Linked DNA regions of Homo sapiens: region 1 is linked to region 2. The links are chromatin contacts, found by Hi-C or POLR2A ChIA-PET in ENCODE. All regions are on one chromosome and are shown on one strand. Each heading gives the region's core, a stretch centred on a gene start or an enhancer-like site at or near the end of the contact. The rest is flanking DNA. Distances are from core to core; before and after follow the strand shown.

What was found. A loop is a pair of places that touch in the nucleus more often than their neighbours do. ChIA-PET counts read pairs that join two places held with the same protein, here RNA polymerase II (POLR2A). Pooled maps may share reads with other maps.
Region 1: a pooled map shows a loop between it and region 2 (15-fold over the local background). The contact joins two enhancer-like sites. A Hi-C loop is called at or near these places in 6 of 50 pooled maps. POLR2A ChIA-PET finds 5 or more read pairs at or near these places in 3 of 52 experiments (activated CD4-positive, alpha-beta T cell, activated CD4-positive, alpha-beta memory T cell and activated naive CD4-positive, alpha-beta T cell).

What each region holds. Positions count from the first base shown.
Region 1 is chr15:41,934,175-41,940,022 of GRCh38, forward strand. The region is part of intron 3 of EHD4 (EH domain containing 4); the gene reads right to left. Among named protein-coding and RNA genes, the nearest start is that of EHD4-AS1, 16 kb to the left of the region's middle. RefSeq lists an enhancer at 3,111-3,170. Within about 2 kb of position 1,682, at least 27 of the 41 ENCODE cell types and tissues checked have a DNase peak (open chromatin) inside an H3K27ac peak, as active enhancers do.
Region 2 is chr15:42,102,490-42,108,421 of GRCh38, forward strand. No RefSeq gene overlaps it. Among named protein-coding and RNA genes, the nearest start is that of PLA2G4D, 11 kb to the left of the region's middle. RefSeq lists a silencer at 5,371-5,450. Within about 2 kb of position 4,007, at least 5 of the 41 ENCODE cell types and tissues checked have a DNase peak (open chromatin) inside an H3K27ac peak, as active enhancers do.

The DNA of each region.
Region 1 (5,848 bases), core at 432-2,931, 170 kb before region 2:
GCAGGGTATGTAGGAGGGACAGGCTCAGGCTCAGGAGTGGTGGCTCAGCCCTAACCCAGATTCCTCAAAATGGGGCCCCCTGTATCAGAACCCTCTGGACCCTGCCCAGATGCCCCTGAACCATGTGCCAGGAAGTTTTTTTTTTTTTTTTTCAAATAAATAAATGGAGTTTTGCTCTGTTACCCAGGCTGGAGTACAGTGGCACAATTATAGCTCACTGCAGCCTCAAACTACTGGGCTCAAGGTTCTCTTGCCTCGGCCTCCCAAGGAGATAGGACTACGAGAACACACCACCACACCCAACTAATTTATTTTATTTTTTGTGGAGACTGGGTCTCTCTATGCTGCCCAGGCTGGTCTGGAACTCCTGCCCTCAAGTGATCCTCTCGACTCAGCCTCAAGTTCTAGGACTACAAGTGTGAGCCCCTCTGCCTGGCTGAAGCAGCATTTTAACAGCTCCCCAGGTGATAACTGTCTGTGGACCCTGGGGCTCACCGTGCTAGTCTTCCGAGCATCATTTGCAGCCGTGTGGACTCCAGAGCAGGAGGGGGCAGCAGGGAAAGGCTGGCCTAGAACATATATGCCACATGTATGACAGAGAAGGAAAGGACAGCAATTGCACGGCCGAAGGAAAGAGAAAAACCAGCAACCAAACACGCCCAGAGAACTGAGTGGCAGGCCCAGGGCTGTTCTTGCCCAGTACAGGAAGACCCGGACATTCCTAATAATTCTAGGTAATCAACAGAAGATTGAAAAAGACAATCCTTCAGTGGCTTCCTGGTACTCTCAGAGAAAAATCTATGCACTTCCCCAGGGCCTACAGCTCACAGCAGGTGGCGGGGGGGCCTCCTGATCTCATCACCCACCACTTCCTGGCTGCTCCCTAGCCTCTGCCTTCCCCGAATCTGCCAGGTCTCACCTACTCTCTGCCTTTGCCAATGCAGCTCCTCCTGCTGAAGAGCTCTTCCCCCAACTCTCTGCCAGGCAAACCCTCCATTCTTTACGTCCAGCCTAAATGCCACCTCCTCAGAGAGCCCTCCCTGACTGCCCACCCCTTGCTGTGGGACATGTCTTTGTTTCAATTGCATTTGTTTTGTGTTTTGGCTCCTCTATCTCCCCTAGTATATGCTTCATGAAGGCAGCCATGAGGTCTCACTGTTGCTGTGAAACCTAAGGCACCTGGCACCTGACACATAGTAGGTGCTTAAGAAATTGACCAGGGGGCACAGCAGAGTGGGGTGCACAGCAGACATTCAACATAAGAAAACCTCTTTCCCCTTTCCACTATCCTAGGAGTGAGAATGCAGGGTAGTGTGTACTCTTTTCCAAGCAAAATTATCATCAAAAATTGCTAAAGGAAAAAAATAGGAGATTTGATGTTGCTGGGGGAAAGCATCAATTACATTTTCTCATGGGGTTTGCTGCCTTCTCCGTGTGTGTGACTGGCAGCTGTATTTTGCCCTGGTTTGCATCCACGCCTCTTGTGGTTAACAGCACGCACTCTGGAACCAGACTGCCTGGTTTCAATCCCACTCAACCACTTATTGGCTATTTTGGTCATCAGCCACCTTAAAATGTAGTGGCTTAAACAATAACTTCTATTTTCTCTGGAGGTTCTGTGGGTTGACTGGGCTCAGTTGGGTTCTCGCTTGGGGTCTGTCAGAAGGTGATAGTCAGACAGTGGTTGGGGCTGGAGTTACCTGACAGCTCAACTGAGCTGGTTCTGTGATGGCCCCTTTACTCACATCTCAGCTGGACCAGCCAAGGAGGCTGCCTGGGCCTCTTGGCCTCTCCTTGTGACTAGCTTGGGCTTCCCTCACAGAATGGCCGTCTCAGTCACAGTATGACAACTACTAAGAGTAGTTGGACTTTTTAGATGGCATTCGGCTTTCCACAGAATGAACACTTGTAGAGATTTAGGTGGAACCTGCAGGGCTTCTTATGACCTAGCCTTAGGAAATCATGAAGTATCACTTTTGCAGAATTCTACTGATCAAAAGTGAGTCAGAAGGTCAATCCAGACTCATGAAGAGAAGACTCCCAAGGCACGAATGCTGGGAGGCACAGGTCTTGGCGTGGTGGTGGGAGGAGGCAGTATCTTTGAAGACAAGCTACCATACTTGCTACATGATTGTCAGCAAATTTCTTAAGCTCTCTGTGCCTCAGTCTTCTCTTCTATAAAATGGGATAATTGCTCCTACCTCACAGAGCTTTTGTGAGGAGCAAATGAGTTAATAATATGTGGAAAGCACTTAACAATGCACTATGAGAGTATTAGCTATTATTATTATTACTCAAAAGAGTAAGGAGCAAATGTTTTTCTCTGATTAATCTCTGTATCCCAATGTCTGAGATATCCCGTGAAATGTTTTATATCATAAACATAAATATGAAATGCTCTATATGCAAAGTAAGTGAAGTGTCCTTCTCCCCATCAAATAAAATTTTTTGTTTTTCATCTAAAAGTCAAGGTTTCAAGTTTAGATAAAAACAGTCATTTCTCACAATCAATAATGCATTTGATGTATTAACAAAAACTCAAACTAGCTGCCGGGGCTGGCGAACGCTGTTGTGAGTCACAGTGGCGATATGCTCACATCAGGGCCGGAAGCAGTAACACTTGTGGTGTGGAATTTCCCGTGGCACCAGCGGAAAAGGAGTCTGGATGCGTTTGTCAAAACTTCCCCGAAACAAAAAGAAATCAGGATTTCCTGCTAGAGGCCCAAGTGGCTAGTGATGTCCAGGACCTCACAACCCAACCTCAGACTGGCCTTAGCCCTGGCTGGAAAACAGGATCTGCCAACAAATCATCAGGGCTGGGCCCCAGCCTCCAGGGATGGACACTTTTCTGTCACTGCCAAATCCAGACAAAGCTCAGAGTCAGGTCACTGAATGCAAACTCTAAATAAAAAAATGGCTTCATGATCCACGCCTGTGGCTGCATGTTCTATTCTACAGAATTCTCCACCACGTCCTCCCATACCTCCTACCCCTCAGTATTCCATGTGGCCTTCAGGACAAATTCGAGTCTCCTGCCACATGCGCCCACCTGCCATGGACCCATGTTCCAGCCACATGCACAGCTTCCGTTCCTCCAAGGGCCCTGAGCTCACATATCTCTCTCTGTTCTTTCATACACTCTTTCTGTTGTCTAGAAGAGATATCAACAGGAAGGGCAGCCACAGTTCTCTCTCCCTCGACTCGGTGCTAGGCAGAGGCTGTGGTAAGAGTGTCATGTCTTCGTCTCAGTTTGTCTGCACGCTGGCCTACAGCGCCCTGCCTTGGCTGGCTAGAGAGCTCACCCATCTCTCCAGCCAGGCTCTGATCAACAGCCTTTCAGAAGGATAGACACATAGAGCAATGGAAGGGAACTGAGGGTTCTTGGTCTTTTAGGAAAAAAGACTCATTTCTTTTTTGCATATGTGTGTGTTTTCCTCTCAAATCCTTCTTGTTACCAAAGCCTGAGAGGGGAAGTCATTCTTATCTGGACATCTCTAAGTGTTCTCTCTCCTTTCCCGAGCAAGCTTCAAAATCCGGTCTTTTGTCTTCAAAGTTCAAAAGTGGATGCATTTGTACTTCCCTGATTGTGGTCTGCTGGTGCCTTTTTCATTTTTTTCTGCACCCCTCTTAGTCACAGCTTGGATGTCCAGGCCCCATTTCCTAGCTCTGTCGATTCTTTTGAGATATGGGTTGAGTAAACCTTATCCGAAAAGGTTGGGACTGGAAGTGTTTTGGATTTCAGATTTTCTGATTGGGGAATATCTGCACATACATATATAATGAGAGATCTTGGGAAAGGGACCCAAGCCTAAACACTAAATTCATTTATGTTTCATAGACACCATACACAGATGGCCTAAAGGTAATTTTACAGAACATTTAAAATAATTTTGTGCATGAAACAAAGTTTGGATCGTGCCCCGTCACATGAGGTCAGGTGTAGAATTTTCCACTTGTGGCATCACGTCAAAAAGTTTTGGATTTTGGAGGATTTTGGATTTTGAATTTTCAGTTTCAAGATGTTCAACCTGTATTGTGTTTGAGCACCTTAGCTGTGTTGGCAGGCCCTTGAAACAGCCTGTTCCTGTTTATATCACTACCCAGGCGCCTTTTTGATTCTTGAGGGCTTTCCTTAACATCTCCTTAACATTGCCTAGGAGGACTTAAAGATGTTTGTATATAGACGTTAAAATGGTAATCAGTGATTCTGAAGTTTCTGTTATTGCCCGTCATGTTACCTGAAGTGCAGTTAGATCCTCCCGGCTTCATGTACTATTACTGTCCACTGCTTTTACCAGCAGGGCATTTTCTGTCCTTTTATTTTTCATTGTCTTCCCAGTTCTATTCATTGGTTTATAATGAATAGGCTGGGATTAAGAGGCGAGAGCTTAAACATCAGGAAAAGACACTCTCGAATTTTCATTTGACAGCTGTTGTTCCTGAGAGAATAAGTCGATCTGTTAGAAAATTTAGATAGAGCTTTTTCCTTCTAGAGTTATTTAAATTTTTAAAAGGGAGAAGCTGTACTATTTTTATTACCAAAATCAAGTCTATTGAAGGCTACGCAAAACCTCATATTCTCAAGAAACCATAGGAATAATCTGTGGTTAAAACAGCACCTTGAAAATGCCAAATGCTAAATAGATTGATAAGAATACCAGTTGCTACATTATAATTTTTCAAAGGATGTTATGATTGGAGTCAGAATCCGGAGGTTTGTACTAAGTAGCTGGGAACACACTTGTGTTCATGCTAACTCTAGAAATATATCCTAGATTATGTTTAGGTTCAGCATGGACTCAATAGTATTCTAGGAAACAGTATTTCAGCGGCCAGCATGATAAGAGGTCGAGTGGGAAGGAAAATGCTATGCGTGTGGATAAAGGTGCTCTTTCTTCTCATCGCAGAGTCAAACACCTGGCTGCTATCACCAAGGACAAAGGATGTTCTGAAGAGTGAACCAACTCAGATTTACCCACACACTTCAAGAAAGCAATTTAGAAAACCGCAGGAATCCAAACATTCTTTCATTGGCTACTAAAATACAAGAAAAGAAATCAAGAAAAGTTTGTAGGACTTTTAGGAAGCTATTACTTGATCAGAATATTATTATTATAAATATATCAGAACACTTTTATCCTTGCTTGATGGGAATTCAACACTTCACGTCAGCCAGGAAAGCTACAGGTTAGTAACTAAACTAACCTAGTCTGTTGTCCCTAAAGATTTTCTGCCAATGGCCAGGCATGGTGGCTCACACCTGTAATCCCAGCACTTTGGGAGGCCGAGGCGGGTGGATCACACCTGAGGTCAGGAGTTTGAGACCAGTTTGGCCAATATGGTTACCATACTGATTATCATTTTAACATTTATATACAAACATCTTTAAGTCTTCCTAGACAATGTTAAGGAAATGTTAAGGAAAGCCCTCAAGAATCAATATGGTGAAACCCCGTCACTTCTAAAAATACAAAAATTAGCCAGGCATGGTGGCAGGCACCTGTAGTCCCAGCTACTCAGGAGGCTGAGGCAGGAGAATCACTTGATCCTGCGAGGCAGAGGCTGCAGTGAGCACTCCATTGCACTCCAGCTTTGGTGACACAGCAAGACTCCGTCTCAAAAAAAAAAAAAAAAAAAAAGATTTTCTGCTAACCATAATTGAACTAAGGAAAACTTGAGGGGTAAGGAGTTTCCATACGGAGTAGTATACTAAAAATTGCTCCAAAATCAATTGCCCTCATGGGTTTCATTTATACGGCTCCTAAACAGGAGATTTAGATGACGTTTACTCCCCTGGAATGCTATGTATTTTTTTTTTTAAATAAATAGGGATGAGGTCTCACTATGT
Region 2 (5,932 bases), core at 2,757-5,256:
GTTGGCCTTATCCTCTGATTTCTGTTTTCATAAAGCTTCCAAGCAATGGAAATGAGTATGTGCGTTTTAAATGTACTGTATTTGTCACTTTTATATTCTAGTTCATAATATTTTTTAAAAAATAAATTGAGACTTTCATACATTTTCAAAACATAAACCAAAACAAAACTGGGTTAAGCGTGAATAGGGCCCTCTAAAAGATTATTTCTGTAGGCTGGTTGATCTGAATAGAAGACACATCTTTCTCTAAACTCCAGTAGTGACCTGCTGACCACAGATTTGGCAAGAGAATCCTCAGTCCAGACGTATGTTCAGAGTTTCATCCTAATGCTCAATTGCCAGGAGTTCTATGAAATTTTGCCCTCCTCTTCCCACATGGCACTGACTCATCTGAAAGGCAATAGGTTTCCTGTAAACACCCAACTCACCAACAGCTGCCAAGGGGGGCGACTGTGAGGTAATGATCTGCCTGCCCTGGGTTCAGGAGGGTGTGGGGTACACCTATGCCACCTGCAAGGCCCAGGGCCCCAGCCAGCCTGCTCCTTCCTGCCCCTGAGGAGGCAGCACCTGAGTGCCCCGCCAGTGCGGAGGAGACTTCCCTTCTGTGTGCCACCCGGGGTGGCCCAGAGGGATTTGAGGTGAAGTCCAGAGCTGAGGGCCAAGCCCAGCCCTCCCCATCACACTCCCTCAGCACCAGCTATAGTTGATGACTTCCCTCACATGACAGGATTTGAAATGCATATGTGAATGTGCTTTTAATGTTTTGCCCCTTCCTCCTATTCATTTCTCTCGTCTTCAGCCAATGGCACCAACTGTTAAAGCTGGAGATGAGAGAAAGAAAGGGGCCCTCCTGGCCGGGTGCAGTGGCTCTCACCTGTAATCCCAGCACTTTGGGAGGCTGAGGCTGGCGGATCAACTGAGGTCAGGAGTTTGAGACCAACCTGGCCAACATGGCAAAACCCCGTCTCTACTAAAAATACAAAAAAAATTAGCCAGGTGTGGTGGCGCACACCTGTAATCCCAGCTACTCGGGAGGCTGAGGCAGGAGAATCGCTTGAGCCATAGAGGTGGAGGTTGCCGTGAGCCAAGATTGTGCCATTGCACTCCAACCTGGGCAACCGAGTGAGACTCTGTCTCAAAAAAAAAAAAAAAAAAAAAAAAAGGGGAGCAGGGGGCCTCCTTCTGCCTCAAATCTCAGAGCCAACGTTCCAGAAACAAGGCTTAAAGGCTGACCACTGTGAGGAAAATGAAGACTTTTCTAAATTCCCAGAGTTTCCTTTCACAGACCATAAGCAGAGCTTTGAAATGTGGGTCCTGTGAAGAGAGAGTCTTAGAGAAAGTGCCCACCCAGCATAGGATGAAAGGAGAAAGCCCCTGTACTTCCAGGAGGGAAGCAGGGAGAAGGACTCACATGTCTTCCCAGCCCAGCCCAAGCCCTTGGGGGTATTCTGCACGAACAAATCAGGTGGGTGAAATCCCTTAGGTGTGGGCTTAGCCCTGTCTCCACAGGCACATCCTGGGAAAAGTCACATCCCTGGACAGGAGCACTGTGTCCCGCATAGTAATGCCTGCCCATCGTGGGTGTGGGAAGTGATTGGGGAAGGGCCTAGGTAGGATGGGGGCCTGTGGTGGTGCCCTCTCATCTTCCTAGGCCCCCTTGTGTGACAGAAGGATCCAGAAGTGTTCCCAAGCTCCCACTGGGGGTGTGGAGGTAGCTCAGCTGACAGCAAGAGGCCTGCCTGAAGCTGCCATGGGTGGCGTGAGGTGAGGCAGAAGCTGGGGATGGTCAGCTTGAGCCAGGGCCTGCCCCGACCTGGCCAGCGTGGAACGCAACAGCGGTCCCGTCAGCTGTGGCTTTGGCTGTGCATACAAGCAGGAGTCCAAAGGCCTGGTCAGAACACCCCACATAGATCCTGGACTACAACCCTCCCAAGACCACTGAGGGTCCCGCATGCTTAGCTGCCATCTCGGCTCCAAGGGTGGGGTAGAGAGAGCTCCAAAATGAGCATTTCCTAAGAGAAGCTGAGTTTAATCCAAAAGTGAACCTGAATTTTTTTATGTTAAGTGGGAAATTGTAATTCCTCCCAGCCTATTTGTAACCTCCTCCTTACACAACTGTCCAGAGGTCTGGGGACTAGGAAATAAGATGTCGCAAGTTATGAAGCAGAAAAGGAATCTAAATGGGATATCTGGAAAGAGATTCACAGAGGAGGCATTTCTTAAGATGAGCCTTTAGAAAATGGGTTGGTGCTTACAGATTATTGCAACACCAATTTACAGTATTCTGTGCTATTTAAAAGTGGAGTACCACTATTAGGTATAAGCTGTTACTTCAGAGGTCATACAGCAGCGGCATTCAACCTTTTTGGCTATCTGTAAACCCCCTCCCCCCATATTCCCGCCTACCCTCTTCTCAGAGCCTCTCACCACACTCCATCCTAAGCCCTCTTCCTCACTCAGCTACTGCAAACCCCCATCTCCTCCATATCATATTGCCAGCCCTTCTCAAAAAAGCCTGAGTTGGGTCAGGTGCGGTGGCTCACGCCTGTAATCCCAGCATTTTGGGAGACTGAGGCAGGCAGATCACCTGAGGTCAGGAGTTCGAGATCAGCTTGGCCAACATGGTGAAACCCTGTCTCTACTAAAAATACAAAAATTAGCCGGGCGTGGTAGTGCACACCTGTAATCCCAGCTGCTTGGGAGGCTGAGGCAGGAGAATCACTTGAACCCGGGAGGTGGAGTTTGCAGTGAGCCGAGATCATGCCACTGCACTCCAGCCTGGGTGACAGAGCAAGACTCTGTCTCAAAAACGAAAACAAAATCAAAAGCCTGAGTAGAGGAGGTCTCCAAAGCAGATGTTCCACCAGGCATGGGAGGGATTAGGCACCAACCACAGCCCCTTCACCAGGGCAGAGCAGCAGCCCAGAGGCAGAAGTCCTGGGAGTTCCATTCCTAGAAGCCTCAAAGAGCAGGAAGGAAATCAGCCCCTTTCATCAAGGGCTGCCCCTCTGAGGACACCCAGGGAGGATGGCACCAAGATCAGAGGTGTCAGAGCCAGGAGGACAGAGGGACAAGGCCCTAGAATCCTTTCTTTTGGCATTTAAAATATGGAATCAGAATCATCTTGAAGCCAGTATCAGTGACTCTATAATTCTATGTAAGCTGAAAATTCTTACTGAATACAACTCTCCCCTGTGTAGACAGGCAAGCAGGGCCTGCAATAAAATGTTAAACCAAACTAAGGCACATTTTGTTTTTAAAACCTCTCAAAGTTTTCCTTCATCTTTATACTTCTTTAAGCTTTAAGAAAAGAAAGAAAATTATAATCAACAAGGCAAAGCTCCTACTGCAAAAATAATGCATACTTTAAAGAATTTCTGGGCGGGGCGCAGAGGCTCACGCCTGTAATCCCAGCACTTTGGGAGGCCAAGGCAGGTGGATCACCTGAGGTCAGGAGTTGGTGACAAGCCTGGCCAACATGGTTAAACCCCATCTCTACTAAAAATACAAAAATTACCTTGGCCTGGTGGTGTGTGCCTATAATCCCAGATACTTGGGAGGCTGAGGCAGGAGAATTGCTTGAGCCCAAGAGGCGGAGATTGCAGAGAGCCGAGATCACCCCACTGCACTCCAGCCTGGGCAACAAGAGTGAAACTCCGTCTCAAAAAAGCGAGTATCTGGACCATAAATGTGGCAGTATTGAAATTAGCAAAGATCATTCTGAACAGAACATGCCATCTGTATACAATGAAATCAAAGACCAAGACAATGCTTTCTTTGATCTTAAAAGATTGCAGGCTGGATGCGGTGGCTCATGACTGTAATCCCAGCACTTTGGGGGGCTGAGGCGGGAGGATTGCTTGAGCCCAGGAGTTTGAGACCAGCCTGAGCAACATAGGAGACCTAGTCTCCACAAAAAATTTTTTAAAAATTAGCCAGGCATGGGAGTGCTCGCCTGTGGTCACAGCTACTCAGGAAGCTGAAGTGGCAGGATCACTCGAGCCCAGAAGGTCAAGTCTACAGTGAGCCGTGATTGCACCACTGCACTCTAGCCTGAGTGACAGAGTGAGAAAAAAAAAAAAATCACAACTTCTACAAAAAGATATTAAGTAAATTTTATTAAGAAGATGCCATCAGTTTTCAAATAAGGGGTGGCCTTATTTGAAAATGAAGAACTGAGAGAAAAGTTAGAAGTTTGAAAGTTTGAAGTTAGTTTCAAGTTAGCTCTTTACCATTCCCACAGCTCATATGGATTCAGAAGAGCTTTTCTAGCAGGTAGAATTATTGGCTCTCAACTCCAAGATAACAGCTTTGACACACTCAGTTTCTTCAACAGCATACTTTTCAAAAATATCACATATTACTGTCATTCTGACCCAGCGGTGTCATGCCTGCCACCCTGACCACGCTGAGCTGCCCGCAGTAAGGCTGCTGTGTGGCTTGTGCTGCTGTTCCCACTGGTCTTTAAAAAGGGATGTTGGGTCCGGGCACGGTGGCTCACGCCTGTAATCCCAGCACTTTGGGAGGCTGAGGCAGGCAGATCACGTGAGGTCAGGAGTTTGAGACCAGCCTGGCCAATATGGTGAAACCCTGTCTCTACTAAAAATACAAAAAATTAACCGGATGTGGTGGTGGGCACCTATAATCCAGTTACTTGGGAGACTGAGGCACGAGAATTGCTTGAACCTGGGAGGCGGAGGTTGCAGTGAGCCAGGATTGTGCCATTGCACTCCAGTCTGCGCAATAAGAGTGAAACTCTGTCTCAAAAATAAATAAATAAATAAAATTTTTAAAGGCGACGGGTGGGCGGGGGGGGGGTGTCGGGAGGAGACCACTGGGTCAGAATGAGTCTCCTCTTCACAGCCTAAAATCTACTGACCCTAAAGAAACTCACAATATTTGGTGGATCCAAGGGGCTTGAAGGAATGAGAATCAGAGGGACAGAGAAACAGACCTGCTCAGATCAAAAGATGCATCGTGAAAGAGCCAAGAATTCAGATCAGATTTACATACCCCGCCACACACACTTTCTCACAGACACTGTTTAGCTACCAGGAACAATGAACGTATTTAATGTATTTGCATGGGGTGGCAGCTGTGTACCTGGCCCAAGTTCAAAGAGCTGACTGTGGATAATTATCACGGAAACTGTGCACACCCACCAGCTGGCGCCATGCCGGGATGGGTCCGTCCCTTCACAGCCATCAGGAAGCTGATCAGAGGAGACGCTGAGTTGTGAAGAGGGACAGGGGAGGCCACAGAGTCAAGGGGTGGAGAAGAAAGGATGGTGAATCAGAAAGCAAGACTAGCAACTCAAAACAAAATGCCTGTACAGACATAATGTACCCTGAAAGAAGCCAGGCATAGAGGAGTGTGATTGTGTGATTCCGTGGATGCCAAGCTCTAGAACGAACACAGTTAATCAGTGGTGACAGAACTTAAAATTGTGGTTACCTTTGGTTGAGGGGTATTTTCTGGTAAGAATCACAAGGGAATCTTCATACATGATGAAAATGTTCTGTATCTTGATCAAGGTGGTGGTTACAGGGGTAGAGACATGCAAGCATCCATCCAGCTGCACACCTACGGTCTTGTGCTTTTCTGTCTATGTTATACTCAATAACATTTAAAAAAAAAAAACAACCATTAAGAGTCTGCTGTTGGGGGTGGGAGCAAAGAGCTATAAGCAAACTGATTGATGGTTCAACTTCTAGGAGAGCTCAGTTACCATGAAAGGTAAAGGTGCAGATTAACCTGAAAATAGGATTAGTTGGAAGTTGGCAGAAGTGTAATAGTCCCACAAATCACCTGTCCAGTCTCAGCAGAAGGTTAAAGGTTTACTCTCTGGGGAGGAGCAAGCAGAAGACATGGGAGTCCACATACTGAAATGGGAGTCATCACCTTCAGACCTCTTTCCCCACTCAGCCCTGAG